Linked DNA regions of Homo sapiens: all the other regions are linked to region 1. The links are chromatin loops, found by intact Hi-C in ENCODE. Cell type or tissue: heart left ventricle. All regions are shown on one strand.

Region 1 (8,000 bases):
CCCATGATGGCTTATTAAATGTGGGCTCACAGAGTTATCTCCCAATTCAGGGAAGGCACAGTGGCCTGCAGGCACCATTCAATAAGTACTGAAGCCAGTGTGGGAGAATTAAAGATGCAGGCTCTGCCTCTCCTCTGAGAAGCTCAGATCCGGCTGGGATCACTTCCCTTCAGAACACAGCCCAAACAAAGCAAGCCCCAAATAGGGCCTCACCTTATTTAGCCACTGAAGTCATAATTGCACTGATTTAGATTTTGAAAGAGGCCACCATCTTCTGCTATCTCAGATCTCCTTCCTTTAAAAAGAGAAGTTTCCCCTTGAATCTACAAGGGTCAAAGGTTGCAGGAGTCGTTTAAAATCAGAAGGATTTACACACCTGCTACACATGCCCCCTGGCACACTTGTGGACCAGAAGCTGGACTCAGCCTTCAGCCTGGGCAGGGGCCTTTGTGCAGCTGGTGCTATGCCCGTGGCCACCGGCTCCCAGACTTCCCACGCAGGGACCCAGATGCTCCCCTTCCCCAGCTTTGCTGATGTGGTGCTGGAGTTCCGACGAGGCAGCCGGAATTTCTCTCCGTGCTATTTTAGTATCGCTGAGAGGCATGGGAAGGCTTTGTTCTCCCTGGCTGGTTACGTAATTTTCAAAAGGAAAACAGAGCAAAGCCTGAACGCTCCTGGAGTTTGCTCTTTGGGGAGGAGGGAACTCCCCACCCAGCATCTGATGTTCCTTCTGCAAACTTCTCTTCCCTCCCTCAATTCTTTCCTCTAACCACCCCACCTCAGGGAGGTGAAGATAACAGGGTCCCCTCCTGTTTCTTTCTCAGCAGTGTCCCCACAGGCGTGTTCTTTAGAAAACCGTATTGAGGGAAACACAACCCAGGGTGGGTGGCATCACTGCCTCCCAGGGACCTTAAGATGTTTGCAGTCACCACAGGCTCACACGTCCCAGGGGGAGAAGGCTCACCTGAGGCCCATCATGGGCAGCAGAGCCTGTCAGTGGTTCCTCTGCTTGAGATGTATTTATTTTAGACTAAGCTGGGCTTTTGGCTCGGGTCGGTTGGTGTCCTGCTGGCTGGTGTTTGTGAAGGGTCATCCCAGGTCCTGGGCTGGGAGTGGTGCTGGGCATGAGAGAGGAACAGGCATAGGGACTGTAGCCCAAGGTTGGCATCATGGGCGGCACCATTAGGAGCAGCCATCTGCCCATATATCAGGGTTTCTGCAAAGGAAAATGAGTTCCTGAGCATGCACAGGTCACTCCACACGAACCACTGCAGCCTGCACTCCTCTGGGGTGGAGGGAGCAGCGCTTAATTTCAAAAGCCGGAAAGCCAGGGAGAGTTGTTTCTCCTAATTCCTGGGGGTCCCCCTGCCGCCGCTGAGAGTGAGACCCGGCTGAGTCTCAATGGTAAAGATCAGCAGTTACACAGCAGTTCTTAACTCGGTGAGGAAACACCTCTGGTCATTATGCTTTTGGGGGCCTGTGTGGCCTCCTCCCTTGAACCCCTGCTTTTAGCCCCTACTCACTCTGGAGGGATTTAAAAAACTTTCTTTTCTGGGCCTCAGGGATGCTTTTTAAATTTATCTTTCCATGTGGGTTGTACTGTGTCATAACCAAAATCTTACTGCAAACATGGAGCCATTCCTGTGTCCACTGATATTTATTTATTGAATCCCTCTCTATATGCCAGACACTGCCCTGGACCCTGGGTTACATCAGTGAAAACAGACAGGTAAGGTTCCCCTCCTCCCCAGAATTCTATCTGACTCTGGAATCTAATGAGATCCATGCCAGGTGAGACCCAGGACCCCAGACTCAAGGAGGGCTTTTCAAGGCCTCTTCTCTATTTTAGAAAGTCAAGAACTGCAGATCTCCAAGTCCTTCCTCTCCATTAGTTAGCTATCGCTGTATAACAAATGTCCCAACATTTATTGGCTTAAAAACAACATTTATTACCACGCAGCTCCTGAGAGTCAAGAATCTGGGCATGGTTTAGTTGGTGCCTCTGACTCGAGGTGTCCTGGGATGTCCATCAAGCTGTTGGCGGGGCTGTAGTCCACTCAGGGCTCAACTCAGGGAAGGGTTGCTTCCAAGCTCACTCACACGGTGGCCAGCAGGTCCATTTCTGAGAACTCACAGGGATCCCCCCATAGGGCTGCCTCAAGAAGGAGCAGCAGCTTCCCCAAAAGCGAACAGGAGAGAGTGATTACCTCAGATGGAAGCTACAGGCTCTTTATAACATGATCTCAGAAGTGGCATCCCATTCTTTTTGCCAAATTCTATTCTTTAGAAATGAGTCAGTGAGTCCAGCACCCACTTAAGGGGAGGGGATGACACAAGGCCTGAAAACCAGGATCACTGGGGCATCTGGGAAGCTGCCTTCCACATCCTCCAAGAGCCTCTCTGACTGATGGGACTCACCCTGCTTCCTGCTACGCTTATAGTAGGAATCACACAGTTGGCCCCTGAATGTTCCTGCATTGTTTCCATAATTATTGTTGTAGTTCCACTCCCCCAATATGAATATAAGCTTCTTGAGGTCAGAAGCCATGTGTCCTACCTCTTCTCACTTTCCATTTAGACCAACCGTGTGCTGAGCAAGTTACTGTCAGATCATCTCAGCCTCAAGTAAAAAAAAATGTAAAAGTCCAAAGCAAAAATGTCTTAAACAGCAGTAGGGCTTAACAGTCTCTCTTGGCAAGAAAGCTGGAGGTGGGTAGTTGCAGGCGTGGCTCAGCTCCTCAGCGATGCCAGCAAGGTCCCACACTCCTCTGCCACCTCCCCACGTGGCCTCAAGACAGCTGCTGCAGCACCAACACCACTTCCTCTACAACCGCATCCACAAACAGGAAGTAGGATTTCTTCTTGCTTGGGAAGGAAACCTTTTCCCTTAGGACTCCCCAGCAGGCTTTCCCTTAGGCTTGTTGACCAGAACAGGATCATATGACCACCCCTAAAGCAATCACTGCCAAGAGGGAATTGTATTACCACAGTTGGTTTAGATTCATGGTCCTCAACAGGGATGGGTTTGGGAGATGACATCACCTCCTGGGACTCCGGGAAATGTGAGTCTGACCCAGGGACCAGGGAGCGCTATTGGCATTTAGTGGGTTGGGATCAGAGTTGTTAAACTTCCAGCAATAGTATATGGTACAATCCCATAAAACAGAGAGAACTGCAGAAGCTGAGGCCGGAGTCATTGTGTAATCACCTGAGTGAGCTTGGAAGCCGATCTTCCTCCCTATTTGAGCCTTGAGATGACTGCAGCCCTGGCCAACAGCTTGACCTTGAGTCCGAGGCACCCAGCTCAAATGCCAACACCAACCCTGTTGAAAACTGCTGATTGAGACCAGTGATTTTCAACCAGAGGTGATTTTGTGCCTCCCCGACAGGTGACAGTTGTCAGTGTTTGGAGACACTTTCAGATGTCACAGCTTGGGGGTGTGACTGGCATCTAGGAGGCCGAGGCAAGGGATGCTGCTGAACATTCAGCCGTGCACAGGATAGTCCCACTGCTAAGGATCACTTGGCTCAAGATGTTGACAGTGCTGAGGCTGAGAAACCCTGGTTTAGACCCACTGGGAGTCATTCCTGGGTAGGCTCAGCTGCCTGATGGCCGAACCAGACCTGGTTTGTTCGTGAGGAGGAAGCAGGAACGTTTCCTGGGTAGGTGGCCACAGTCAGTGTCAGCTACAGGCCGTGCTAGTCAGGATGCCTGCAAGTCAGCCAGCTCGTCCCAAGGATGCCCAGTCCCTGTGCCACAGGCTCTAGCATGGCTGAGGTTCACAGTTAAAGGTCAAGAACATGATGGAAGGTGGGGGTGTGGTTGTTTAAAATCAAGGGTTTTTTACTCCACTTTTAATATTATTTCAACATTCTATTTCTTGGTTTCTCTTTCCATAGAATGGGCTTACTGTGGCCTCCATACTGGGTTGAACAAAGGCTGAAAAGGTGGCTGCCTCTTGCTTTAATTTGAGACATACCACAAGGTGTGCCTACCCCACATTTTTCCCTCACTGGGCCTGAAAACTCACACTGAGCCTAGATGGTTTGTGGTAAGAGTCACTCGCTGGGGCTGAGATCATACTATGGCGATTAGAGCGTGAGTGTTGGACTTGGACCAACCTGAGTTGACATCCCAGATTCTTCACCTGCCAGAGGGTGACTCTGGGAAAATCACTTCCCTCTTGGAGCTCCATGGAGGACGATATCAACCTCACAGGGGTGTTGTAAGACCCAACTGAAATAATCAGGTGAAGCCGTTGGCCTCTGGTAAACCCTCAGGACATGCAGTTCCACCATCTTCATCATGTCCTCTTTACCATCTCTCCAGCAGGCTTCTGTTAAGATGCAAGTGGGGTTGCGGAGCAAGGCACATCAGCCATACCACAGAATTGCAGAACTAGAAGGGACTTTAGGCCAGATTAGGTAGCTTTTGGAGAGCTGGGCCCTGAGGGCATCAAATTTGCATATGAGCTGAACCAAGCCTCACCTCCTAGGTAGCTCCCTAGGAGGCCAGGCCTGGGATAGTGTCGCCTTGAGGGGCAACAGGAAGACTGAGTCCAAGAGGAAGGAGACAGTGCAGTGCAGGAGGAGCCAGAAAAGGGCCGGGTCCCAACACACTTCAGGACCTGCTTGTGAATGAGCTAGAGGATGTTCCCACGGAGTCTAGAGCAGAGGTCCACGAACTACAGCCCACAAGCCTAATCTGGCCCAGCACCTATTTTTGTAAATAAAGTTTTACTGAAATGCAGCCATGCTCATTTGTTCAGGTATATTGTCTGTGGCTGCTTTTGTGCTATAAAGGCAGAATTAAGTTGTGTTGAGTGGTTTCAACAGAGGCTGTATGTCCTACAAACATGGAAATATTTGTTATCTGGCTCGTTATAGAAAAAGTTTGCCAATGCCTGGTCTAGAGGACTCCATTCACATAGACCACAGTGACTCATTAGGATCATGAGCCTTGGAGTCAGACTGACTGCGATGTGAATGGTGCCACCTAGAACTGTGCAGTGCATAGCATGCTCAGCTGGAAATAGCGGCTCCTCGGGAGAAGGGCTTCCTGTAAGTTTCAGAGTGTTCAGGAGAGGGGAAGAAAGCAGTGTCTGTGAAATGTCAGCACCTTGCTGGGGAGATAGTTCCTGTGGAAAGTCGAAAGCATGAGGTTCGGGAGGATCTGAGCAGATGGGGAGGTAAGTCTAAATTTAGACTTTCCAAAGCTGATTTGTAAACCAAAGCCCCAGGAATCCCAGAAAGGGACAGTTGGCACACGCCATCTCATCTCTGGTTTGCCTCCGCATGTTAAAAGGCTGGATGAGTGAGAGAATAATTAATTGGCCTCAACTAAGCTGTTACCTGAGAGTCAGTGAGAAAGCAGTTGAGAGCTGAAACTCCATTGTTCAGAGTCCTGAGGGTAGAACTTTCTATTCCTGTGTTTTATTACGATGCCCAGCCATGGAATCGTGGGGACCTTGGCTGCTCTTGTGAGAGTTCCATGCATTCCTCTTGCTGGGTGTCATTCAAGCACGATTGAACGAGTGACCTTTCCATCTCAGACAGTGAATGCCACCTCCCTGGGTTTGAAATCACACCTGTGATTCGGAGCAGCTCTGAACCACCACCTTTGAGCTGAGAATGGTTGGGCTTTGCCCTGAGAAGCTGCACCACACCAAGAGCTGCCATAACCACTCCCCTGCCCAGGTGGACACATCCAGATGCCAGTCTGCTCCTCCCCAGGGCCAGTGGGCCCACACCTCTCAGCATATCATGCAAGAAATGGACCACTAACCTTAGACTTCTTAGGCGGTGGATGCCTTGTAATCAGCCCACCTAGGGAGAAAGGCAAAGGGCTTACAATGCAAATTACAGAGGAATTGGAAAGAATTGCTCTGTAAAGAAACAGGAAAGAAAGAAACAGAAAATGAAGAGGCTTGAGAAGAGAGGCATAATAATAAACTCAAATGGGAACAGAGAAATGGTCAGACAAGAGGCTGCCTGATTAGAGCACTGAAACTCTAAGAGAGGCAGCATCTAAGCAGAATATGTTACTAAGAGGATTGAAGTTCAGAAATATTAGTTGGTCTGAATGGTTAGGGCTTGTTGTGAGATGCGCCCTTTGAACAATTTCCATGGCAAGTATCACAAGGGACAGTGACCACCTAGGAAACGTGGGCATCACCACTGTGTAGACATAATGAACGGTACTCAGCTCCTTCCAGTCAACGGATATTTTCTATGCTCTACTTTGTGCCCTGTAAGCTACTTGTGAAGCTTACAGTCTAGTTGGGAGATGGACATGTACAAAAAGTTAAATAACAGCCCAGGCTAATGTATGGTAAATGCCAAACACAGCGTACACATGAGTGCCACAGGAGTTTAGAAAAGGGAGACATGTCATTGAGAACCAGGATGGATGCTTTAGGAAAGAAGTGAGACTTTGGATTCTGAATGATAGGATTTCAACAAATGGGGGTGGTGGGGAAGCAGGAGAATATTTCAGGAACTGGGAAGATACAAGCAAAAAAGCCAGGCAGCAAAGAGTCTATTTAGCAGCCCACAAGAAAGGTGGAGTGGCTGGAATTGAGGCTTGCCACGTTGACATCGTACCTGGCCCCTAAGCTGACAGCATATTGGGAAGACCACTGAAAAAGAGACACACACACGGGATACAGTCCCTCCCATGCATGAGAGGGAAAGAGTTTTAAAAATAAATAAAGCACCTCTTAATTATTCGCTGATTATCTGCATTGCAGCTGATCTCAAGCAAATCCTGCATTCAGCTTGCTTGTGATGTCATCCCCTCTGCTTAGGTGCTCATTCCTCTCTCTGTTTACAACCCAGCAGAAGCTGGAAAGGAAGAAGGCTTAAGCATGTCTCTTCCTAAAAAAAATAATGATATGCAATTGCCTCTTTTTGCTATGCCCTTGGGAGTCAGACCAGGCTTGTGGGGAGAAAGAGAAGCTTCAGTGTAGTTGCCATTACATGACTTGGGCAGCAGGAGTCAAGGAGGGAGAGAATGGAGAGCTGTGGAGGCTCTTTGATTCCCCTGAGTTAGGTATCCAGGCCAACTTCGCTAGCACAGGCCATAGAATCTGGTTCACTGGGTGCTCCCAGCACTGTCTCTTAGTGGCTGGGCATCCTCAAACAGAGTGAATGGTATTCATTTATCCATTCATCAGATGGATATTGACCCTATGTATGCTGAAAGCACTAAGCTGGTGCTCTCCAAGCCTTGGTATCCTCACCTGTAAAGTTAGAACTGGAATCAGAATCGATGTTTCTCAGTGGAAGTGCTGTTGGCATTCAGGGGTGGAGGGGTGGATGTCAGTGGATGTGCTCTGGGCATTTGGGCATGGAGGTGGGAATGCTCGGTAGAATGGTTAGCAAATCCGGCCCTACCCATTAAATACCAGTAATGACTCCCAGTCAAATAAGGTGAGGAGGGCAGTACCATCTCCAGATAAGGACCACGGGCCTTGTTTTCTTAGATTTCTTCCCAATCTGAAATTCTGTAAGTCTATGGTTGTTTTGTTCCTGGACCCAGTAAAAACATGCAGAACAGAATTACCGAAGATCTGACAAATTATCAGAATCTTGAGTACATCTTATTCAAATGTAAGGGAATGTTTAACTAAACAGCAACAATAGGTAACATCTGTTAAGCAATTACTATGTTCTAGACCCTTGGCAAATTTCCTTCATTAGAAGTCTTTACAGGCGATCTGATTGTTTACTATTTCAGATCATCTGTGTCCCCTAATTTGCCCCCTTAATTTCAGAGCATTGAGTTGACTATCGTTTTTGCTTCATTTATCTTTGCAGAGTTGTGCGAAGTTCAGATAGCAAAGTGTCTCTATAGGAGGCCCTGCGATATGAGAATAAAGCAGCAGTCTGCCAAGTTCATGCCTTTGTGTTGGATACAGTCTTCTTTCTTTGTGTGTCTGTGGTCTTTATGAACTTAGAAAACCTGCCAGTCTCTTAGACGCTATGATATTACCTTACTT
Region 2 (8,000 bases), 130 kb after region 1:
GCAGTGGCATGATCTCAGCTCACTGCAACCTCTGCCTCCTGGTTTCATGTGATTCTCCTGCCTCAGCTTCCCAAGTAGCTGGGACTACAGGTGCCTGCCACCACACCTGGCTAATTTTTGTATTTTTAGTATTAGACGGGGTTTCACCATATTTGTCAGGCTGGTCTCAAACTCCTGACCTCAGGTGATCCATCCGCCTCGGCCTCTCAAAGTGTTGGGATTACAGGTATGAGCCACCATGCTTGCTGAGAAATCTATTTTCTTACAAAAAGAAGTCTGGAGATAGGACAGTTTCAGGGACAGTTAATCCAAACCTTCAACGTCTTTAAAAACAATTTTACTGTTGTTTTGTTTTGTTTAATTCTGCTCACCTCAAGGTGCTGGATTTTGTTCTCCACTTTGTGCCTTCATAGTTGCAAGATGGGATAGATACAGCAGTTCTCAACATTATAGTTTCAAGTAAACAACATTCAAAGACAGCAAAAGGGAACAATGGCACAGAAAAAGTACTTTCTCTCTCTCTTTTTTTTTTTTTTTGGCTGAAGAGGTTTAAATTTTTTTTAAAGAGTTTTATGTTTACAGAAGAATTGAGCAAAAAATACAGAGAATTCCCATTCACTTCCTTCTTTCCCCTTACAGTTCCCCTATTATTAATATCTTGCATTGGTGTGATACATCCGTTACAGTTGATGAACTAATATTGATACACTATTATTAGTTAAACTCCACAGTTTACATTAGGGTTCACACTTGTTTGTAGAGTTCTGTGGTTTTGACAAATGTATAATGTCATCTATCCGTCATTACTGTAACATACAGAACAGCTTCACTGCCCTAAAAATTCTTTGTACTCTACAAGTTTACCTCTTTTTCTGTCTTTGCTAGCCCCCGGCAACCACTGATCTTCCTGTCTCCATAGTTTTGACTTTTCCATAATAATATAGTATGTGGGTTCAGATTGGCTTCTTCCACTTAGCAATATGCATTTAAGATTCCTCCATATCTTTTCATGGCATCACAGCTCATTTTTAAATTACTAAATAATATTTCATTGCATGGTGTACTGTAGTTTGTTTATCCATTCATATATATTAGGGATATTTTGGTTGTTTCTAAATTTTGGCAATTATGAATAAAGCTGCCATAAATATTTGTGTTAAGGTTTTTGTGTAGGCCTAAGTTGTCAACTCATTTGGGTAAATACCTAGGTGTGTGATTGCTGGGTCATATGGTAAAACTATGTTAGCTATATAAGAAACTGCTAAATTGTCCTCCAAAGTAGCTGCACTATTTCGCATTGTCACCAACAGTGAAGAAGAGTTCCTGTGGCTCCACATCTTCACCAGCATTTGGTGTTGTCAGTGTTTTGGATTTCAGCCATCCTAATAGGTGTGTAGTGATACCTTATTTTTTTAATTTGCAATTCCCTGATGACATATGAGGTGGTGGTTGGAGCCTGGGGTTTCTGAAACTATGATTATGGAAAGTGGAGTTATTGGTGATAAGGTAAAGGAAATACCAATGAAAGTGGGTGGCTGTCATGGGGTGGGGGAAATGTTACTGGGGGAGAGGAGGCTTAAGAATTGAGAGGCAAACAAAGACCAATTAAAAGTAAGAAACAGGCTGGGCATGGTGGCTCACAACTGTAATCCCAGCACTTTTGGAGGCTAAGGCTGGCGGATCATGAGGTCAGGAATTCGAGACCAGCCAGACCAACATGGTGAAACCCCATCTCTACTAAAAATACAAAAATTAGCTAAGTGTGGTGGCGCGTGCCTGTAACCCCAGCTACTCAGGAGGCTGAGGCAGGAGAATCGCTTGAACCTGGGAGGCAGAGGTTGCAGTGAGCCGAGATCGCGCCACTGCTCTCCAGCCTGGGCGACAGAGCAAGACGGTCTCAACAACAACAACAAAAAAGTAAGAAACAGTGAGAAATTTATTTTCTTAATAAAGTTCAGATTATCAAAGAACCAAATTTCCACCAATTGAGTTTGAAAGATCTAGTTGGCTTTTATTAGACCTCATCTCTACAAAAAAAACAAAAAAAAATCCAAAAATTAGCCAGGCATGGTGGTGTATGCCTACAGTCCTAGCTACTTGGGAGACTGAGGCGGGAGGATGGCTTGAGCCCGGGAGGCGGAGGTTGCAGACAGCCGAGATCATGCCATTGCACTCTAGCCTGGGTGATAAAGCCAGATTTTGTCTCACAAAAACAAAAATGAAAAATTTTGTTGCATCAAAAGATACTATAATGAAAGTGAAAAGACAGACCACAGAATGGGAGAAAATATTTAAAAATCGTATATCTGATAAAAGTCTAGTATTGGGAATGTATAAGGCACTCTTACAATTCAATAACAAAAAGACAACCCAATAGTTTAAATGAGAAAAGGACTTGAATAGATATTTTTCTAAAGAAGATATACAAACAGCCAACAAGCACATAAAAGGATGCTCAATATCATTAGTCATTAGGAAAATGCAAATCAAAATCATAATTAAATACCGCCTCACACTGACTAGAATGGACATAATTTTTTTAATGGAACATACGTGTTTGTGAGGACGTGGAGAAGTTGGAACCCTTGTACATTGCTGGCAGGAATGAAAAATGGTGAACCACTGTGGAAAACAGTTTGGTGGTTCAACATCGACTTACGATATGACCTGGCAATTCTACTCCTAGATATACACCCAAAAGACTTGAAAGCAGGGACTCAAACAGATACATGTATACTGATGTTCATAGCAGCTTTATCACAGCAGCCAAAGGTGAAAACGATCTAACTAGTGTTCATCAACAGGTGGATGGAGAAACAAAATGTGGTAAATCCATGCACAGAAATATTGTCCAGCATAAAAAGGAATGAGGTACTGATGCATGCTACAGTGTGGATGAACCTTAAAAACATGTTCAGCAAAAGAAGTCAGACACAAAGAAGGCCATATATTGTATGACTCCATTTATAAGAAATGTCCAGGACAGGTGAACCCATAGAGACAGAAAGCAGATTAGTGATTGCTAGGGACTAGGGGGAAGGGGAAAAGGGGAGTGACTGAATAAAGGGTACAGAATTTCCTTTGGAAGTAATAAAAATGTTCCAGAACTACATAGTAGTAAAGGCTGCACAAAATTATGAATGTACTAATGTCATTGAATTGTACACTTTTTTTTTTTAGACAGTCTTGCTCTTTTGCCCAGGCTGGAGTGCAGTGGCATGATCTCAGCTCGCTTGCAACCTCTGCCTCCCAGGTTCAAGCAGTTCATGTAGCTGAGATCACAGGTGTGCGCCACCATGCCTGGCTAATTTTTGTATTTTCAGTAGGGATGAGGTTTCACCATGTTGACCAGGCTGGTCTCAAACTCCTGACCTCAAGTGATCCGCCAGCCTCGGCCTCCCAAAGTGCTGGGATTACAGGTATGAGCCCATAATCAGTGTACATTTCATCCTAGCCTGAATTGTACGCTTTTAAATGGTTACATGATTAATGTTATATTATGTGAATTGTACACACCCCTCCTCCAAACACACACACACACACACACACACACACACACACACACACACAGAAGGGGCATGGCATGGATTCTGAAACAGTGAGGGGAAATTAGCCAGCCCAGGAAAGCAAGGAGAAGTGCTTCCCTTGGAGCAGCCCAAGCCAAGGTGAGTGGACTGGGCTGGGGCACCTCAGCAGTAGAAAGATACCTGTGGCCAGAGATACAGGAGGGCAGAGGCTACTGCTCCCATAGGACAAGGCAGTGTAATCCTTAGGCGATTAGCACAAAGCACATCAAAAGGCTTCAACAAATACCCATTTAAAGGCTGGAGATATGAATGAAAAGAAATTGCAAGCCTTTGCTATGAAGAGTGGTTCCCTCTCCTTCCCCTGCAACAGAACAAAGCCTTCCTTGGTGTGAGAATTCCAAGTGTGGTCTGGAGAGTCTAAACCTGTCTGTTGAAAGAATGGCTCTTAGAGGGTGAAAAGCAGGGATGTTGTCGCCCTCCTCTGGTCACTGAGCAGCTTTGGTGTCCCCCCCTCTGACTGAGGTGGCCACCACTGCTGTGAGTGCAGAACCCAGGGCTGGAGATGTTTGGCAGCCAAGGTACCGGGGCTGTGAAGGCAGCTGGCCCTCCACTCCCCACTCACCCCTCTACAAATTCTTTCTCAGTTACTCAGGAGGCTGAGGCGGGAGAGTGGCTTGAGCCCAGGAGGTGGAGGCTATAGAGAGCCATGATCAAACCACTGAACTCCAGCCTGGGTAACAGAACGAGATTCTGTCTCAAATTAATTAATAATATAAATAAGTTTTTAAAAATTAAAAAGGCAGCATGTAGACCAGGCGTGGTGGCTCACACCTGTAATCCCAGCACTTTGGGAGGTAGAGGCAGTGGATCACTTGAGGTCAGGAGTTCAAGACCAGCCTGGCCAACATGGTGAAACCTTGTCTCCACTAAAAATACAAAAATTAGCTGGGCATGGTGGTGCACACCTACCTGGGAGGCTGAAGCAGGAGAATCACTTGAACCTGGGAGGCAGAGGTTGCAGTGAGCTGAGATCGTGCCATTACACTTCAGCCTGGGTGACAGTGAGACTCCATCAAAAAAAAAAAAAAAGCATCATGTAAACGTGTAATGTTTCCACATCGATGTGAAAAAAAATACCTATATTCCAATGTGCTTATAAGTGCATAGAATATGTCTGGAAGGATAATGAAGAAACTAGGTAATGTGAAACTGGGTAATATGATTTTTCTGGGGAGAACTAAGGGACTAGGAAGACAAAGGCACACTTTAGTCAACACCCCCTTTTTGATTGTGGTAAAATATACATACATAAAATTTACCATTTTAACTGTTTTTAAGTGTACAGTTCAGTGGCATTGAGGACTGATATGGTTTGGGTGTGTGTCCCCGCGCAAATCTTGAGTAATCCCCAATGTTGGAGGTGGGGTCTGGTGGGAGGTGATTGAATCATGGGGGCAGATTTCTTCTTTAGTGCTGTTCTTGTGATAGTGAGTGAGTTATTATGAGATCTGGTTGTTTAAAAGTGTGTAGCGCATCCCCCCACACCTGACTCTCTTTTCCTCCTGCCCTAGCCTTGTAAGATGTGCCTGATTCCCCATCGCTTTCTGCCATGATAGGAAGTTTCCTGAGGCCTTCCCAGTCATGCTTCCTGTAGAGCCTGTGGAACTGTGAGCCAGTTAAACCTCTTTTCTTTATAAATTACCTAGTCAGGTATTTCTTTATAGCAGCATGAGAACAAACTAACACAAGCACACTCACATTGCTGTGTAAATATCAACACCACCCATCTCCAGAACTGTTTCATCTTCCCAAAGTGAAACTCTGTACCTATTAAACAATAACTCCCCATCCACCCTCCCCCCAGTCCTGGAAACCACCATTCTATTTTCCATCTTTATGAATTTGACTACTCTAGGAATCTCGTTTAAGTGGCATCATACAGTATTTGTCCTTTAGTTTCTGTTTTATTGCTTTTAGCATAATGTCTTCATCAATACACTTTGATAGATTTTTAAAGCTCTTGGGGAGCTTTTCTAAAAATATTGATACCCAGATCTTACCTCTAGAAAGTCTGATTTTTTTTTTTTTTTTTTTTGAGATGGAGTCTCGCTCTGTCACCTAGGCTGCCTAGGCTGGAGTACAGTGGCGCAATCTCGGCTCACTGCAACCTCCACCTCCCGGGTTCAAGCAATTCTCCTGCCTCAGCCTCCTGAGTAGCTGGGACTACAGGAACACGCCGCCACACCCAGCTAATTTTTTATATTTTAGTAGAGATGGGGTTTCACCGTGTTGCCCAGGCTGGTCGTAAACTCCTGAGCTCAGGCAATCTGCCTGCCTCGGCCTCCCAAAGTGCTGGGATTACAGGCGTGAACCACTGTGCCTGGCCAAAAGTCTGATTTTATAGGTCTGTGGGGCAGCTTGGGCATTGGCTTTTTAGGTGATTCTAAGGTGCAGCCTGGACTGTGAACCACTGCTCACTCCCAAAGCAGGCTGTGCACCAAACTCACCAGGAGCTTTTCAAAGCTCACCCTTATAGACTCCCTTGTCCCACCTCTGACCTACTCATTCAGAATTTTCAGGAATGTGCAGTTTTAACCACCACTCTGAGGGATTCCTAAGCAACCAGCCTGGCCTGCACTGCAGAGAAGCCCCTAGGAAGCCGTGTCCTGGATAAAGCTCTGGCTTTCGATGCTAGGAACTGTAAGTGCAGCCTTTTACTCAGCTGCAGTGATTGATGCACATGGGGCGCTGTCCCCACCAAGTACTGAGGAAACAGAATAAAAAATAATTGCTAATCAAAAGAGAAGAAGTTCCTAATTTTAAAAATAGTAATAGGCCCGATGCGGTGCCTCACGCCTATAATCCCAGCATTTTGGGAGGCCGAGATGAGTGGATCACTGAAGGTCGGGAGCTCCAGACCAGCCTGGCCAACATTATGAAACCTGGTCTTTACTAAAAATACAAAAATTAGCTGGGCGTGGTGGCAGGCGCCTGTAATCCCAGCTACTCAGGAGTCTGAGACAGGAGATCCACTTGAACCCAGGAGGCGGAGGTTGCAGTGAGCCGAGATCAGGCCACTGCACTCCTGCCTGGGTGACAGAACAAGATTTCATCTCAAAAAAACAAAATAAAATAAAAATAAAAGTAGTAATAATGACTATTTTCACACTCGCCTGTGATAGTCTTGGTTCTAGAATGATTCTACTTAGAGAGGGAGGTACAGGAAGGGACAGCCTGTTTCTGGTAACCTCACACTGAATGAGTGGGCAGAAGCAGATCCATTAAGGACCTTACCCTCGACCATATAGGCCTAGTGGGCTCCATACAGCAGCTGAGGGCTAGGAGAGGCACGTAAGTGCATTGCCAAAAACCCTCACCTATATATTCTCTCCCCATTCCTGCACCCATCAGTCATTCTAGAAACAGCTGCTGCTCCACGGGCGGCTGCGGGAAGAAGAAAGAGGAGCGTTCCGTTCTTCAGCTCCCCCACCAGTCCCCTCCTGTTCAGTCCCCCCACCGCCCCGTTCCCACACACACCATTCGGTAACTCCTTGGTTTCTAGTCCCAGCTCTGCCACTGGCCTTGTCCCAGTTTGCCCAGGACTGTCCCAGTTTATTACTGAAAGTCCTGTGACCCAGGAAAACCCTCAGTCCTGGGCAAACTAGGGTGATGGGTCCCCTCAGCCTGGAGGTTAAGTGTTCAACTTTGTGAGAGGTGACACAATGATGCATGCACAGTCGGAGGGGTGGGGTCTTTGAACAGATTCATCTCCCTCAATTTAAGATCAGCAAAATGAAGCCCAGGGAAGAAGAGCACCCTGCACAAGGTCACAGAGCTGGTGGCAGGGGCACAGTGCCCCAGCCTGGTTCTATCCCCACAGGTGCCAAAATGACTTAGCTGATATTTTCCCAGGGGCAGAGGGACAGATTAGTTGAGCTTTCAGGCATTTTCTTGCACTACCAGCCCCCGCCCCCAGTTGATGAGGCCCACCATGCGTCAGGGCTGTGACTGTCCCATCCAGGGGCAGGAATTTCGGCCTCTGCCAATGACTTAGCTTTCTCTTTTACCTCCTCCCTCCTTGCTCACCCCACACCTCACGTTACAGGACAGGAGACTACTGCAGTAGCTCACGCCCACCAAACCCCCCATCAAAGCCACCCTTATTCTTGGAGGGAGCCAGTAAGCATCGTAAAAAAAATGTGCTTTCTCAGGATCCCTGCTCAAAATCTCTCCCCAGCTGCCTGGCTATTTATTTATTTATTTATTTATTTATTTATTTTGAGGTGGAGTCTCCCTCGGTCACCCAGGCTGGAGTGCAGTGGCACGATGTCTGCTCACTGCAACCTCCACATCCCGGGTTCGAAAGATTCTTGTGCCTCAGCCTCTGGAGTAGCTTGCCTGGCTTTTCAAACATACACTAGGGCAGCACTGTGTGAAAAGGAATATAATGCAAGCCACAAACATAATTTAAAA
Region 3 (8,000 bases), 70 kb after region 1:
AGAGATACAGGGCTGGTGTGAGGGGCAGGTTAATGGTGCAGGCTGAGGCCCACGAGGGAGCTCCTCGGAGGGATGGGCAGCCTGGGCCTTGAGCTCAGCTCCATTTCTCCCTCTCCATGTGGGCTGTAACATGAGGAGCCAAGTCATGATTTAAGCGGACCTCCAGAGATGCCAGTGCTGAGAAGGAATCCAAACTTCTAGGCTAGTCCTTGCGCTGAGATAACCCAGGGCAGAGCTCCAAGAGCAGAGCTCCCAGGGCACCCACCCCTGCTCAAGGGAAGGGCCACCAGTGCCTGTGTGCAGAGCTGCTATCTGCTGAATTTTGGCATACATTCATGCTGGTTAGCAAACAGCCTCTCGCACAAGGCTTCTGAGTGTCCCTTCCCTTCCCCAGGTTCCCACTGCCCAGAACTCCCCCTTGATCCAGACATGAAAGGACTACTGCTTGGCAGAGCAGGGGAATTCAGCCTGGTTGTTCAGTATCTGTAATATCTATCCATCCATCAAGGCTGTCTGCCTTTGTTGAACTTCCAGGGGCAGCATATGGTAGGAAGAGCTCTGGATTCGGACCCAGGAGCTCTGGGCTGTGGAGACCCTGTCCCACCCCTCGACTGCAGCATTCCCCTTTCTCACTAAGGCTTTTTACTGCTGCACCTGGCACTCCAGCCTCAGGGCTTCCTCAGGAGCAGGCTCCTCCGTCCCATTCCAGCAGCCCCTTAAGCCATGACAAAGGGAAGTTGGTATATAAATATCCCAGCTTCCCTGCCCCGCAAGGGGAACCACCTCTGAGTGTGGCCCACACTGTCTCTGGAGGATCCCAGATGCCCACAGGAGTAACCTGTCATGAGTGTGCCTTGTTCTGGTTCCCCCTCACTCCCCCACCTGTGCTTGCTGGGATCCCCCACCACATAAACTACCTACAACCCTAAGCCTTGTCTCTGGTTCTGTCTCTGGAGAAACCCAGGCTGAGGCTGGACCTTGAGCAAGTCACTTGATCCTCTGAGTCTGTTTAATTCATTTACAAAATCTAGAAGGCAGCATCTGCTTTGCCTTTGTCACTGGATTGTGACAAGGGTCTTGAGAAAGAAAATGGCTAAAAACCTTTTAACAAATGCAGAAGCACAGACACCAGCACAGAATGTCACCGTGCTGAGGAATCTCCTTCTGAGCTCAACAAGGGCAACAAATGACCTTCATGTCCGGCTTTGCTCCCTGCAGCCATCGACTTTCTGGAGAAGATCCTGACCTTTAACCCCATGGATCGCCTAACAGCTGAGATGGGGCTGCAACACCCCTACATGAGCCCATACTCGTGCCCTGAGGACGAGCCCACCTCACAACACCCCTTCCGCATTGAGGATGAGATCGACGACATCGTGCTGATGGCCGCTAACCAGAGCCAGCTGTCCAACTGGGACACGTGCAGTTCCAGGTGCTCGCAGCCCTGGGTTCCAGAGCCCACATTTCCCTGTCCTCCCATCTCTATTTTGCCTCTAATCCTCCGTGACCTTCCCCTCTGTCTCCCAAGTTGCATAGCTCATTGGACGACTTCTCCAGCTTAGCTTCCTGCCTTTCTCTTGTGCCCAGACACTACCAGTAAATGACCAGTGTGAGTTGCATGTGTGGGTCAGAGGCCTTCCTTTGTGCAACACCCCCAGCTTCCCTCACCATGACTCTACTGAACATGGGGTTCAATACAGTGCTCCGCAAGGATTTAGTGAACACCATGGTAGGAGCTCACTTCTAGCAGCCTGGGAACTTGCCCTTGAAAAGTAAACTGCAACAAGGCGAGGCAAAAAAACAAAGCAGAGATTACCATTACAAAACGCTATCTCATGTTTCATGTTGGTAACTCTTAAAAATGCCATTAAAAACCAGGTTCGGTGGCTCATATCTGTAATCCCAGCACTTTAGGAGGCCAAGGTGGGAGGATAGCTTGAGGCCAGGAGTTCCAGACCAGCCTGGGAAACAAAGCAAGACCCCATCTCTACAAATTTTTTTTTTTAATTAGCCAGGCATGGTGGCACACGGCTGTAGTCCCAGACACTGGGAAGGCTGAGGCTGGGGAATCCCTTGAGCCCAGAAGTTTGAGGTTGCAGAGTGAGACCCTGTCAAAAAAAAAAAAATGCCATTAACGGGGGCTACATTATTATTGCCCATTGACACACAAGGAAGCTTCAGCTGCAAGGTTAAGAGACTGGCATCATGTCACACCCCTGATGGGCCTCTCTGCAATCTGCATCCATGTCAGACGCTGCTAAGCAATTATAGGACCATTTCCTGCTAAACTGGGCTTGGCTACAGAATCCTCAACAGGTGTCCCTGGAAGCCACTACCAATGAATCAGCGTTGGGTAGAAGATGTATTTTTAAACAATTTCTGCCTAGGCACGTAATGATCTCTTAGATCTTTTCCTGTTCTGACGTTCTTAGATCAGGCAGCTAAACATTTGGGCATCACCATCTGCTAATTCTGGGAGGGAGTGCTGGTAGCTGCTCAGTTTAGAAACAGCAGTCGAGGGCTCAAGCAGCTAGGACTCCGAGGGGGCCTAACTGGGAGTCCCACTGCCGGGGGAATGTGACAGCTAGTTACATAAGTGACAGATGAGCAATTTCTCCTTTTTAGTCATTTGACAGATGATGGGTTTCAGATTAAGGAGGCACTGAGGGAGGGCCAGGGCGACGCTGCTATTTTTGGACAGGTTTGCTGGCTTGTTGTTGTCAATTGTTGTTTTCAAGCATTGCCAACAAATAGAGATTAATGAAGACTCTGTCTTCTGCCACCCCTGGGGCAGCCCTGCCCTTGACTGTGGTTCCTGCGGCAGCTTCCCCTTCCTCCAGAGAGCCTGGAGGCAAAGAACATTGGCTCAGGGAGAGTCATCCTATACTTTCTGCGACTGTGGCATAGGGTTGTGCCAGGAAAAACTGTCACAGGATTTGTTGCTGCCTGTCCACCCTGACCACCCCTAAACCTGGTGCACCTCACCTGTGCTCCCAACCTTTGCCATCACACCTGCCCAAGGGAAGAGGATGACAAAGGACCTTCTTGCTGTGGGCAAGCTCCTTACCCTCTTGGAATGCTAGTTTCCCAACTGTAAAGCGGGGGTGATAACACAAAGTCCACAGGGTTGCTATGAAGACTACAGATAATGTATGTTTGGCACTTGGAATAGAGCAGCCAAGGGTCAGCGTCTTCACACACTCTTCCTCCTGGAAATTTCTGCCCAAGGCCACTCAATCAAGGAGGCAGGGTTCAGCTGTAGGAGCAATTCCTGCCCTAGCAGCGTCACTGGGAGGCGGGCAGTGCTGAGGCCTTCCTGTGCCTCTCCAGTCACACTCTGTGGGCTACAGCTGCCAGGTCTATCCCACACAGCCGAATCTGCCTCTCCTTGGTCTATCTGTTGGGCCTGCTCAGGGAGTAGCTGGCTGCAGGCTGATGTCCTCTGTGCTCCTGCCTGCCCCACAACCCCAGGGTTCTAGGTAGAGCACCCGCACAAGGAAGGGAGGGCTCCGCCAGAGCTGATGGCCTGCCTGTCTGCCCATCTGCCCTTCATTTGCTCTTGGCTAGCTGACTTCACTCTCCATGGCTGCAGAGCAGTCGAACGGGGCAGAATGCCAAAGATCTTCAGCTTCTCTGGAGGGTGTCTGTAATCTTTCTGTAGGTCCCACCTGCCCTGCGTCAATGCAAGGTGCTATGGGGCCCCCAAGCAGATCCACCAGGGCAGGGGTTCTCAGCCCTGGCTGTACTTAGAATCACCTGGGGGATCTTCAAAACATGCTTAATCAGGTCCCCACCCTAGACCTACTCAGTCAGAATTGGTGGGGGGAAGCAGTGAGGCAGACATGCTATTTTATTTTTAATTCCCCTATGTGACTCTAATCTGATCCAGGGTTGAGAAGCACTCACTGGAGCCTTGCTCCTCAAAATGTGGGTCCAATGCCCAGCAGCATCAGAGCAGCTGGGAGCTTGTTAGAATCTCAGGCCCCATCTCAGATCTACAGAATCAACATCTGCATTTTAGCAAGACCCGCAGGTGATTCGTGCATCTATCAGCTTTTGAGAAGCATTGCACAGGTGGATCCCCTAGAAAGTTTCACGAGGACAGGGACGTTTGTTTTGTTCACTGCTGTATTCAGTAATGTCTGGAACAGTGAGTGCTGGCACATGGTAGGTGCGCAGGAAATATCTGCAGGGTTTCGAATGCGTACAAAAGAACACAAGAGTTAAGCCGAACAATCCATGTCCCCAGCTGAGCCCCCAAGGCTCGCCATTACCTGTCCATCACCCTCCCACCTTGAGGGATGGGGGTCGAAGGCAGGTGTGTGAGTGGCAAACAGGGATTAGAGGGCTTGGCTCCCTCCCGGAAGCTACCTGGCTTGGGCATCCAATCACCGCTCTGTTTGTACCCTTGCAGGTACCCTGTGAGCCTGTCGTCGGACCTGGAGTGGCGGCCTGACCGGTGCCAGGACGCCAGCGAGGTACAGCGCGACCCGCGCGCGGGTTCGGCGCCACTGGCTGAGGACGTGCAGGTGGACCCGCGCAAGGACTCGCACAGCAGCTCCGAGCGCTTCCTAGAGCAGTCGCACTCGTCCATGGAGCGCGCCTTCGAGGCCGACTACGGGCGCTCCTGCGACTACAAGGTGGGGTCGCCGTCCTACCTGGACAAGCTGCTGTGGCGCGACAACAAGCCGCACCACTACTCGGAGCCCAAGCTCATCCTGGACCTGTCGCACTGGAAGCAGGCGGCCGGCGCGCCCCCCACGGCCACGGGGCTGGCGGACACGGGGGCGCGCGAGGACGAGCCGGCCAGCCTCTTCCTGGAGATCGCGCAGTGGGTCAAGAGCACGCAGGGCGGCCCAGAGCACGCCAGCCCGCCCGCCGACGACCCCGAGCGCCGCTTGTCTGCCTCGCCCCCCGGCCGCCCGGCCCCGGTGGACGGCGGCGCCAGCCCCCAGTTCGACCTGGACGTGTTCATCTCCCGCGCCCTGAAGCTCTGCACCAAGCCCGAGGACCTGCCGGACAATAAACTGGGCGACCTCAATGGTGCGTGCATCCCCGAGCACCCTGGCGACCTCGTGCAGACCGAGGCCTTCTCCAAAGAAAGGTGGTGAGGGCGGAGGGGCCGCTCCAGGCCCCACAGAGCAGGAGACCCCCAGAGAAAGCCGGGGCTGGCAGGAGGCGGCCGCCCTTCCCGCCCCTCTCTGCTGCCTTGGGGTTGGCAGAACACGTGAAGGATCCGAGGAGCGAGAGGAATGTCCATTTCTTAAACTGCCTTAATAACTAGCCTTTAACCTGTGGGAGCGGGTTTGAACAGGACCCTGGCTTAGGGGTTGATCACTTTCCTAGCAAAGGGGAGACCACATGTGGTGCACAGGGAAGAAACGGCTTTAGACAGCAGTCTGCGGGCCCCACCTGGGTGGCAGGATGCCGAGAAATCTTGCAGAGGTAGCTCCGAAACCATCTGGCCCAACTAGCCTCAACTGACAGCTGAGGAAAGGCAATTAGGCCCAGAGAGGCAGAGACACTCGCTTAAGATCACAGGCTTAGTGTGAGGACGAGCTTGAAATCCCAGTCTCCTGGCCCCCAGGCCAGGGTCTGTCCACCATAGAATGTCTTCCTCTACTGGGGTCGTTCTGGCTTTTTGTTAGAAACTTGGTCTGAGATGTTTCTTCCCTGTCCATTACCATTCGATGTTCTTTTATTCAGAGCAATGTTTCTTGTATTCTGAAACTGGAAACTGAACCAGTTTGTTTCTCCTAGTCACCAAGCATACTTTCCTGGCTCCCCAAGTACTTAAATGTTCTCATCTGTCGCACCCCTGTATTTGCCTCACCCCTGCATGGTCGGAAATCTTCGTTTCAGGTCAGAACAGCCTGGGGTCTGTGGGTAAAATCAGCCCTTCTCCCAGGCCTGTGCACACACCCCCTCAGCACTCCCTATGCACTTTCCTGACACGCAAAGACACAGCCCTCTTTCCCCACTGGGCGTCCTACCCCAGTGAGGTTGAAGGCACCAATTCCAAGAATCCCTCCAACCTCCCTGCCAGCACTCCCCCTTCACCCCACACCCGGCCCCCCCACCTAACCACAGCGCCTCTCCAGACCTACCTCGGGACCTAATGTTCTCTACATGAACTGCTCATTTGGAGGACAGCAGTGAGGTCCTGCCATAGAGCAAATGTGTTAGGAGAGAAGGTTTCACATGGGACCCAACATCCTTCATCAATACTTTCCTGAGTTTGATCATCCATTTAGCCTTGACAAACAGCAGACCCTACAGAGATGTGTTGGAGAGCACGTCGTGACCTTGGGGGCAAGGAATCCAGAAAGGTAGGAAGATATGAAAAGAGAGGTGTCAACAGCAAGGGCTCTTAGGGGTCAGGCACCAGCATGGAGACCTCATGACAAAGGAAGGGACTCAAAGCAGCAATGCCCCTCATAGTGTAGGCTAAGGTGAGTTTGGTGCATGCAAACCTGTGTGCTCACCCACAGAGCATGGGGTAATGGTGTGTAGACACAGGCCCTCTGCAGAAGCGTGGGGTGGGGACACTGACAGCCCCTATCTGGTCCCCAGGAACATTCTACCATTTCTGCCACTGGTGTTCAGCTCCTTCTCTTCCCCCAACACTCCCAAAGATACCCACAGGAAGTCCAGCCAGTTTCCAGGTAGAGGATTCCACCAGTTGGTCTTGGGCTGCGTTCACCCTCACATCACAGCACCTTAAATCTAATCAGCAAACTATAATTTGTACGTTGAAACCTGCAACACATTAGAAACTTATATTTAAAAACAGAATTAATCACACTGACCAACTTTTAAATGGAAAATATGTAAATAGGAAGTGTTTGGGTTTTGTTTTTTCTTTAAGAAAAAGAAATGTACACCACTCCTCATGTGCCATTTTGTCCTCAGAGGGCGGCTTTACTTTTTTGGTAAAGGAACAAGCTGCTGGCCTTGACCAGGAGTTCATATATAACTGTTATTACAGAGGAATTGTTATAACTACTAATGTTTTTAAAAAATTTATTAAACATTATTAAACTTGATCAGGTCAGGCCAAATAAAGTTTTATTGGAACACAGATTTATTTATGTATTATTCATTTATGTATTATCTGATCCTGTCTTTGAGAGTGCTAAGAGCCTAGCTGGCTTCTCCCTGTGCCCATGAAGGCCACTGTATTTGGGGGTGGGGGAAGGACTCGGGAGGGGACAATCTACAGAGATTGGTAATCAGGAGGTGATTCCAGAATCATCTGGTGAGACCTGGTGTCCATATTGTGAATTTCAAACTATATCTTGGCGCTAACACCAAAACTTCTGACCAGGGCTGGTTCTCTCCTCTAGTCACAAAAGGTGCCAACATCATGAGATTGGGGGGAACCAACTACCTAAAAATACCCACCCGTGCTACCCCTCACAGATGCCTGAGATCCCATCCATCTGAAGTCGACCCCTTTGTAATATTAAACTGTTAGTCTTCATTTGTAATTCAACAAATACAGTTGACCCTTAAACAATACAGGTCTTTTGGCTAAAAGAACTTTCTACTGTTGAAATGCACCTGAGCCAAGAGGAGCAGCCTATTAAGCCAATTATCAGATTATTTCCAAAGTGTCTGCTGAGCGTGGCCATGCTGAGTGGATGCAGGTGAAGGGAGGCCAGAGCCAGGCCACACACCTGGTTGAAATTTTATATTGAAGAAGACTTGAAGCCCAATGTGAGGCCTGGGCTGCTAGAATGTAGGAAATGGAGTGTGGAGAGAGGGAATTGAGAAGCACAAACAGCAAACAGCACCAAAGAGGAAGGAGGACCGAAAAAGGAGGAAAGAGGGCACCTCAAAGGTAATAGTTCACAATCTCATCCAGCCACCTCTGATTCTAAGATGAAAACTTCTGTTAGGAGGGGTCCTAGGTCTACCCTATGTGAATAACATAGGGATCAGCAAACTATGGCCTCCAGGCCAAGTGGTTGTATTGGAACAAAACTACGCTTATTCAT

Evidence for each region. A loop is a pair of places that touch in the nucleus more often than their neighbours do. Peaks named below come from ENCODE experiments on the same cell type or tissue, not always from the same donor. Only the 100,000 strongest peaks of a DNase experiment are listed, where the experiment ranks them.
Region 2: it touches region 1 in a loop (2.3-fold over the local background); 20 of 110 quality-filtered maps call a loop at or near these places.
Region 3: it touches region 1 in a loop (3-fold over the local background); 9 of 110 quality-filtered maps call a loop at or near these places.

The regions. Positions count from the first base shown.
Region 1 is chr18:50,654,272-50,662,271 of GRCh38, forward strand. All of the region lies in intron 1 of MAPK4 (mitogen-activated protein kinase 4), which reads left to right. Among named protein-coding and RNA genes, the nearest start is that of MAPK4, 98 kb to the left of the region's middle. In heart left ventricle, a CTCF peak has its summit at 4,990; a DNase peak (open chromatin) is centred at 1,072; H3K27ac peaks cover 7,053 bases.
Region 2 is chr18:50,780,937-50,788,936 of GRCh38, forward strand. No RefSeq gene overlaps it. Among named protein-coding and RNA genes, the nearest start is that of MRO, 35 kb to the right of the region's middle. In heart left ventricle, a CTCF peak has its summit at 4,012 (motif pointing left); no DNase peak of the experiment used is centred here.
Region 3 is chr18:50,724,744-50,732,743 of GRCh38, forward strand. MAPK4 (mitogen-activated protein kinase 4) reads left to right here. Exons shown (of 6, transcript NM_002747.4): 5 at 1,219-1,432; 6 at 4,415-7,083. The coding sequence ends at 5,111. Among named protein-coding and RNA genes, the nearest start is that of MRO, 91 kb to the right of the region's middle. In heart left ventricle, no CTCF peak of the experiment used is centred here; DNase peaks (open chromatin) are centred at 244 and 3,589; H3K27ac peaks cover 3,312 bases.